Linked DNA regions of Homo sapiens: region 2 is linked to region 1. Evidence: chromatin contacts called from ENCODE Hi-C or POLR2A ChIA-PET data. All regions are on one chromosome and are shown on one strand. Each heading gives the region's core, a stretch centred on a gene start or an enhancer-like site at or near the end of the contact. The rest is flanking DNA. Distances are from core to core; before and after follow the strand shown.

The links. A loop is a pair of places that touch in the nucleus more often than their neighbours do. ChIA-PET counts read pairs that join two places held with the same protein, here RNA polymerase II (POLR2A). Pooled maps may share reads with other maps.
Region 2: a pooled map shows a loop between it and region 1 (2.0-fold over the local background). The contact joins the enhancer-like site here to the promoter of PHAF1 in region 1. A Hi-C loop is called at or near these places in 3 of 168 maps with a recorded cell type or tissue (mammary epithelial cell, naive thymus-derived CD4-positive, alpha-beta T cell and transverse colon) and 9 of 50 pooled maps. POLR2A ChIA-PET finds 5 or more read pairs at or near these places in 10 of 52 experiments (A549, AG04450, BJ and 7 more).

The regions. Positions count from the first base shown.
Region 1 is chr16:67,107,126-67,111,365 of GRCh38, forward strand. It overlaps PHAF1 (phagophore assembly factor 1), which reads left to right and starts at 2,816. Exons shown (of 16, transcript NM_025187.5): 1 at 2,816-3,114. The coding sequence starts at 3,051. RefSeq lists enhancers at 1,648-2,390, 2,391-3,132 and a silencer at 2,692-2,951.
Region 2 is chr16:66,994,975-66,999,000 of GRCh38, forward strand. CES4A (carboxylesterase 4A) reads left to right here. Exons shown (of 14, transcript NM_001364782.1): 2 at 654-855. Among named protein-coding and RNA genes, the nearest start is that of CES4A, 8.4 kb to the left of the region's middle. Within about 2 kb of position 1,542, at least 15 of the 41 ENCODE cell types and tissues checked have a DNase peak (open chromatin) inside an H3K27ac peak, as active enhancers do.

The DNA.
Region 1 (4,240 bases), core at 1,566-4,065:
CCGTCTCAAAAACAAAAACAAAAAGCAACAACAACAACAACAACAAAACTCCCAGGCTTAAGTGGTCTTCCCACCTGAGCCTCCTGGGTAGCTGGGACTACCTGCATGTGCCACCACATCTGGCGTGTGTGTGTGTGTGTGTGTGTGTGTGTGTGTGTGTGTGTGTGTGTACGGGGTCTTGCTATATTGCCCAGGCTGGTCTCAAGCTCCTGGCCTCAAGCAATCCTCCCACTTCAGCCTCCCAAAGTGCTGAGATTATAGGCATGAGTTACCACACCTGGCCAGATAAACTTTTGTTGTTGACTAACATTGTTCACAGAAATCTGCCTACTATTCCAACAGGGAATTTCTTAGGGCGCTCCCCGACAACTTTGTTCTTTCTGTTTGGGGGTTACCCAAATTAGAAATCCTTTTCACTTTGTTATCCAGAATGATGTGGTTTCTTCTTTGTCTTGCCTCTGGTACAACCCCACTGGGCTTATCCCACAACCCCACTGGGCTTATCCCACCCCAATTTAGGCCCCACCCATCTTTCTCCTCCAGAAATAAGTCCCCTCCAAGTTTTGAGAGAGTCTTGCTCTGTTGCCCAGGCTGGCATGCAGTGGGGTGATAATTGGCTCACTGCAACCTCTACCTCCTGGATTCAAGTGATTCTCGTGCCTCAGCCTCCCAAGTAGCTGGGACTGCAGGCATGCACCACCACACCTAGCTATTTTTTCTATTTTTAGTAGAGACGGGTTTTCACCATGTTGGCCAGGGTGGTTTCAAACTCCTGACCTCAGGTGATCTGTCTGCCTCGGCCTCCCAAAGTGCTGGGATTACAGGCGTGAGCCACCGCGCCCAGCCAGACACTTTTAATTGACTAAGATTGCTCCTCACCAATCTTAAGATTTTTCCCCAGATTTCCTTCCCAAGCTATCTAGCCCAGCTGCCCAACTAGGCTTTTCTAAACATATCTTTAATGCTTGTCATGATAAGGAATAATGACCCCCTGATTCCTGTCCTCTGCCACTCTATTAGGTATGATTGACAATGTTTTATTTTTCCAGAAATGTTCTTTCTTTTTGGTACAGCCACTGTTTCTTTTATTTTTGTTTTTACAGAAAAAAAGGCCGGGGGAGGGGGGTGGTGGGTGGTCATGGTATGCATACTTCTGCACCTGGCTTTTTTCTCTTGGAGTTCCTTCCACATCAACATAGAGACCTACTTCACTTTTTATTATTTATTTATTTATTTAGAGACAGGATCTTGCTCTGTCATCCAGGCTGGAGCCCCGGGGCTCAATAATCACAGCTCACTGCAGCTATCCTCAAGCTATCCTCCCACCTCTCAGCCTCTTGAGTAGCTAGGACTCCTGGCCCAACCTACTGCCATGACACCAGCTAATTTTTTTTTTTAATAGAGACTGGGTCTTGCTATGTTGCCCAGGCTGGTCTCAACTCCCGGGCTCAACCGATCCTCCCACCTCATCCTCCCAAAGTGCTGGTATTACCGCTGTGAGCACTGCTCTCAGCATTCACCTTTAAAAACATATCTCTATCTATCTATCTATCTATCTATCTATCTATCTATCTATCTATCATCTATCTATCTATCTATCTATATCACGGTTTATTTAGCCACTTCCCTACTGGACATCTCAGTGACCCAGTTCTGTTGTTTTGGCATACAATGCTGCAGTGGACAACCTTCTCCATGTAGTTCATTTTAATCAAACAGCGACTTCAAATTTTGATAGAGCCTCCAAAGAAACGCTAGTATCAAGCCAGTTTGAGAATTTAGTATGCCACTCTCTCCCCTACTGAAAACCTTCTTCCAGGGGCAATGTAATGGAAAGGACTTGGGTTCTGCGCCTAGAACCAAGGAGCCTTGGGTCTTTAACATCTCTGGGCCTCATGTATTCGCCTATGTAAAGTCGGTATAATCTCGCATCTCAGGTTGGTTGTGAGAACCCAGAGACTGCCTCCGTGAAGGCTTGGCATCAGCATAGGCCTCGGCTGTCCTTTAGTTTCAGGGTGTCCCGGGGCACGGGCCAAAACCTCAGGCTGAACCTGCTAGAGGAACCTTCCTGTCCCTTGCAGATTAGGAAAACTGTGGCACAGAAAGCGCCAAGGGGTTGATCAAGACCCCCACAGCTTTGGTCCACGCTGCTGCCGGCGGCTTCGGATCCTGGTCCCGGGGGACTGCGCACATTTGGATGTGGTCAGCAGGGAGGCCTGGCCTGGCCCCTTCCTCTTCTACCCAGTCCTCTCCCCGAACCAATTCCGACCCCTAACGCCCACAGTCCTCACTCGCTTACGGTTCGACCCTTGCCCCAGGGGCGACTGGGTGGGGCCGTCATTCCTGAACAACTAAAAGCTGCTGCGGCCAGCGTCACCTCCGGCCCCAACGGAGACGGTGGGGGCCGTGAGGCTTAGGGACTCCGCGTCCTCCCTCCTGCTGGGCCTCAGCGTGCCCTCTGTACTTGCCTTCTGCTACCAGTGAACGTGAGTGGGACGTGTGTGTAGACAGCAGACGGGTCTTGTGCAGCTGTGTGACGTGTGTGTTGTGTGGTGAACCCTTCTTTATGTAGATATGTGAAGTGTGTGTGCTGTGGTGCACAGATGTAGGGGCTCACGAAGTACTGGGCTCCTTGCTCCTAGAGCCCGAACAGTTCCCAACGTTACAGCCCTGCCCGACTCAGCCTCCGCAGAGACGGCGGCGGGACCCGCAGTTTGCGCGTGCGCGGCTCCGCCCCAGGCTCCTCCCTCGCGCTGGCACTCCCGCCTTCGCCCGGCCCTCCCCGCGCTTTACGGCCCGGCACGCCACTTTTACTGCAGTCGCGCCCGCCGCCGTCGTTGCCCCCGCTGCCGCGGCTGCTGCAGGTGAGGTGAAGTGAGGTGAGGTGTGGTGTTGGGCCGGTGCTGCTGCCGCTGCCGCCGGGGAGGAGGTGGAAAGCGGGGCTGTGGCGGGCCGGCGGGGGCGGCCTGTCAGCCGCTGCTTTGTCTCCTTAGCTCGGGTCCCTTCTGCGCTGCCGCAGGGAGGCCGCCCGGGCCAGGCGAGCCGAACCAATGCTGGACCTGGAGGTAGTGCCCGAACGCTCTCTGGGGAACGAGCAATGGGAATTCACGCTGGGTGAGTTTGGGGTCCTCTGTCAGGACCCCATTCGCTGATCCTTGCTTTCTCCTGGGCTCTTCCCACCTGTTCTCAGTCTCTCACGCCCCTGCGCCCGCAGCTCCTCACCTCTTTCGTCCTCTCGGCTCGCTGGGCTCCAGGCACTAGATACCCGCTCCAACTGGCCCGATTTGCCTGTCAGTTGCTCGTCTCGGGTCTCAGCAGGGTCTCTTCTGGGACGGTGGAACAGTAGTAGTAAAGACAATAATAGCTTGCTCTCCCCAAATGCCTAATGCCCGGCCCTGCTCTTTTTGGACGTAATTCTCTCTAGTACCCCTCGCCGGCACCTGAGGATAGGTACTGTTGTTATTCCCATTTCCATTTTACAGACTAAATAATGGCTGAGAAGTGGCTGACCCCTCTGATCATCACTGTGGCCTGTGGTCTGTCTCCCACTGCTTTTCTGGGCTGTGGCTTCCTTCCCCTTTTTAGGAGGGGAAACCTAGGCTTGGAACCCATGATCAGATGTTGGGGCTCTGGTCAAGGGAGTTGAGTTTGTGTGTATTAAAGGAACAGCTGACTTGCTTCTCTCTTTTTTTTCTTTTTTTTTGAGACGAAGTCTCGCTCTGTCGCCCAGGCTGGAGTGCTGTTGCGTGATCTTGGCTCACTGCAACTTAACGCCTCGTGGGTTTAAGCGATTCTCCTGCCTCAGCCTCCCCAGTAGCTAGGATTACAGGCACGCGCCACCACACCCGGCTAATTTTTGTATTTTTAGTAGAGACGAGGTTTCACCATGTTGACCAGGCTGGCTGGTTTCGAATTCCTGACCTCGTGATCCGCCCACCTCGGCCTCCCAAAGTGCTGGGATTACAGGCGTGAGCCACTGCACCCGGCCCCGCTTCTCTCTCTTTTGAAATATAGTCTGTATCGGATGCTGTAATCCTAAACCCAGACCTCAGTTGTGACAGGTGAAGGTTGGATGAAATAGGAGTTAGGGAGAAGTAACATTTAGTTTCTAAAAAATGCAGTTTGGTCGTTTTGGGGTTTGCTGGCCCAGCCTTCTCCCTTCACCCTCTCCATTTCCAGCATCACTACTTTTATGTGTACAAGGATGTTTGCATTCAGTAACCCCTGTGTGTTTACTTTG
Region 2 (4,026 bases), core at 292-2,791, 110 kb before region 1:
GCCTGGGCGATAGAGAAAGACCCCATCTAAATAAATAAATAAATAAATAAATGAGGGCCGGGCGTGGTGGCTCACACCTGTAATCCCAGCACTTTGGGAGGCCAAGGCGGGCAGATCACGAGGTCAGGAGATCGAGACCATCCTGGCTAGCATGGTGAAACACCGCCTCTACTAAAAATACAAAAATTAGCCGGGTGTGGTGGCGGGCGCCTGTGGTCCCAGCTGCTCTGGAGGTTGAGGCAGGAGAATGGCGTGAATCTGGGAGGCGGAGCTTGCAGTGAGCCGAGATTGCGCCACTGCACTCCAGCCTGGGCGACAGAGCAAGACTCCATCTCAAAAAATAAATAAATAAATAAATAAATAAATATAAATAAATAAACGAAACGTTAAAGGAGAGAAAAAATTCTGAGAGAAGCACAAGAAGAAGTGGACAGACACACAATGGTTATGATCAATTGTTATGAAAAGCAGCCACTGCTTCCCATGACAGATGGGCCAGGGTCCCATTTGTGGCTGAGTGGCTGCGCAGGGGTGACCCTTTTCCCCTCTCTTTCCAGGTGCCTTGGTCCCATTTGTGGCTGAGTGGCTGAGCCAGGGTCCCATTTGTGGCTGGGTGACTGAGCAGAGGTGACCCTTTTCCCTTCTCTTCCCAGGTGCCTTGCACACCAAGAGGCCTCAAGTGGTCACCAAATATGGAACCCTGCAAGGAAAACAGATGCATGTGGGGAAGACACCCATCCAAGTCTTTTTAGGAGTCCCCTTCTCCAGACCTCCTCTAGGTATCCTCAGGTTTGCACCTCCAGAACCCCCGGAGCCCTGGAAAGGAATCAGAGATGCTACCACCTACCCGCCTGGGTAAGAGTCAGAGGCCTGTCCACTGGGAGGGGGCAATGGGCCTATGCCTGCATCTGGGTGGGGCTTTGCACAGCTCACTGAGAAGAACTCACTGTGTGATCACAGGCAGGCCTGGGGCCCATTCTGGGCCTCAGTTTTCAGACCCGTATCATGAGCAAACTGGTCCTGATGGTGTTTACATCACTGACAATGCTGCTGTTGGTTTTTGTTTTTGTTTTTGTTTTTTTTAGATGGAGTCTCGCTCTGTCGCCAGGCTGGAGTGCAGTGGCACGATCTCGGCTCACTGCAACCTCCGCCTCCCGGGTTCAAGCGAGTCTCCTGCCTCAGCCTCTGAGTATCTGGGGCTACAGGTACGTGCCACCATGCACACCTAATTTTTGTATTTTTAGTAGAGACAGGGTTTCATTATGTTGGCCAGGATGGTCTCGATCTCTTGACCTCGTGATCCACATGCCTCGGCCTCCCAAAGTGCTGAGATTACAGGCATGAGCCACTGCGCCTAGACTTGTTGTTGGTTTCTTAGAGGAGAGCTCCAGGCAAGGGGGAGGCTGTCACCGACCGTGCTCCAGCACCTGCTGGGGAGCTGCGTTTTCCTAAATGTGTCTGAGGGGCAGTGTTCACTCTCACATCACCCCCCTGACCCAGTCCGGAGCTCTTCCCTCTCTCTGGGGGCTGAGCCCTGAGTCACAGAAGCATAATTAGAACAATGACTGCCCTTTGAAGCACTGGGCTTGGCGATTTACCCAGAACAAGTGTATTTACTGTTTATTCAGACTATTGAGTAATCCACTGTCCAGAACATTCTGTGGCAATCATTAACAATGCTCAGCATCAGTTGGTTAAAGCACAGGGTTTAGAAAAATGTCTGAGAACCTGGGTATCAGCTGATATAAAAAGATACAAATACCACCCCAGGTGTCTAGCTGTTAAAAACAGGTTGTTGGCTGGGCACAGTGGCTCACACTTGTAATACCAGAATTTTGATAGGCCAAGGCAGGAGGACTGCTTGAACCCAGGAGTTCAAGACCAGCCTGGGCAGCATGGCAAGACCCCATATCTACAGAAAATTTTAAAAAAATATCTGGGGGTGGTGGTGAGCACCTGTGGTCCCAGTTACTCTAAAGGCTGGGGTGGGAGGCTCACTTGATCAAAGCCCAAGGGATCATGGTTGTAGTAAGCCATGAGTGCACCACTGACTGCACTCCAGCCTGAGCCACAGAGTGAGACCCTGTCTCAAAAAAAAAAATAAAAGCAGGTTGTCCACTGTTAGAACATGACTAGCAGTTACTAAAATACCAGAACGTTCCTTGTCAGAACATTGGCTGTCACCGATAAGATCCCAGTTATCCTGAACATTCTGTGACTTATTTAGAATCCCAAAGATCAGGTGACAGAACATGGGATGGCCACTGTTAGAACCCTGGAGATCAGGGATTTAGAGGTTAGAGTGTTCACTGTATAGAAGTCTGGGCATCAGTTGTTAGAAACTGACCATGAGCTGTCAAAACAATGGCTGTTTGGAAACGGAGTGTCAGGTGTAAGAATTTGTGGATTGCTCAGAATAGCCCATGGGGTGGTGGTTGGGGTGGGCAGCGGGAGAGGAGGATGTTTCAAAGATAGTAGTTTCTGCCTGGGTAGTTACGGGGGAGGTGGAAGGAAGGTATCAGACTCCAAATTTATTTTGAAAGTAAAATTGGCAGGATTTGCTGGAGAATTGGATATAAGCCACAAGGAAAGAAGAGGAATCACTGATAATGACTAGTTTTTGGCCACAGTAGACAAGGAAATAGGGGTACCATTTATCAAAATGAGGAAAACTGGAGCAAGAGCAAGTTTGGGCAAAATAGGAATTCATTTTGAGCCAGGAGCAGTGGCTCATGCCTGTAATTCCAGCACTTTGGGAGGCCGAGGCAGGAAATCACTTGAGCTCAGGAGTTTGAGACCAGCTTGAGCAATGTAGTGAGACCCTGTCTCTACAAGAAATTTAAAAAATTAGCTGGGCGCAGTGCCGTGGTCCTAGCTACTTGGGAGGCTGAAGTAAGAGGATTGCTTGGGCTTGGGAGGTTATGATCGTGCCACTCACACTTAGCCTGAGAGACAGAGTGAGACCCTATCTAAAACACACACACACACACACACACACACACACACACACACACACACACACACAGTTCCTTTTGGGGCCTATTAAATTTGACGTGCTGACAGATGTTCCACGTGGAGGGGCGGTAAGGTGGCTGGAGAGAGAAGACAGAAGGCAAACTGATCATCAGCACATCAGTGGTGTGAAGCCCCTGGGCCTGGATGATGGGAGAAAGGATGGTCAGAAAAAAAAACAAAAACTGAGGGTCGAGGACTGGGCACTCTCATGCTTAGGCCTGGAGAGAAGGAGGAACCACCAATGAGGTGGCAGGAATATCAGGAGCACGGGGTGTTACAGAAGCCCAGAGAAGGAAAGCTGTTCGAGAAAGATAATCTGGCCGGGCGAGGTGGCTCTCACCTGTAATCCCAACACCTTGGGAGGCTGAGGTGGGAGGATCCCTTGAGGCTAGGAGTTCCATACCAACCTGGGCAACATAGTGAGACCCTGTCTCTACAAAAAAATTAAAAATTATCCGGTGTGATGGTGCGTGCTTGTAGTCCTAGCTACTTGGGAGGTTAAGGATCACTTGAGCCCAGGAGGTCAAGGCTGCAGTGAACTATGATCATGTCACTGCATTGCTGCCTGGGTGACCCTGTCTCTAAAGAAAGAGAGGAGGCTGGGCACCGTGGCTCATGCCTGTAATCCCAGCACTTTGGGAGGAAGAGGCGGGTGGATCACGAGGTCAGGAGTTCGAGACCAGCCTGACCAACATGGCGAAACCCCGTCTCTTCTAAAAATACAAAAATTAGCTAGGTGTCGTGGCATGTGCCTCAGGAGGCTGAGGCAGTGAGCTGATATCTCCCACCTGAACCCAGGAGGCAGAGGTTGCAGTCAGCCAAGATGGTGCCACTGCACTCCAGCCTGGCCGACAGAGCGAGACTCCATCTCAAACAAAAAAAAAAAAGAGAGGAGATAGAGCAAAGGGGAATATAATATGGTCAACCATGTTGAGGGCTGTCAGGGCAAGTAAGATAATGACAGAGATTTAGCAAGATGGATGTCACTGGTGACCATGGCAGGATGGCTCT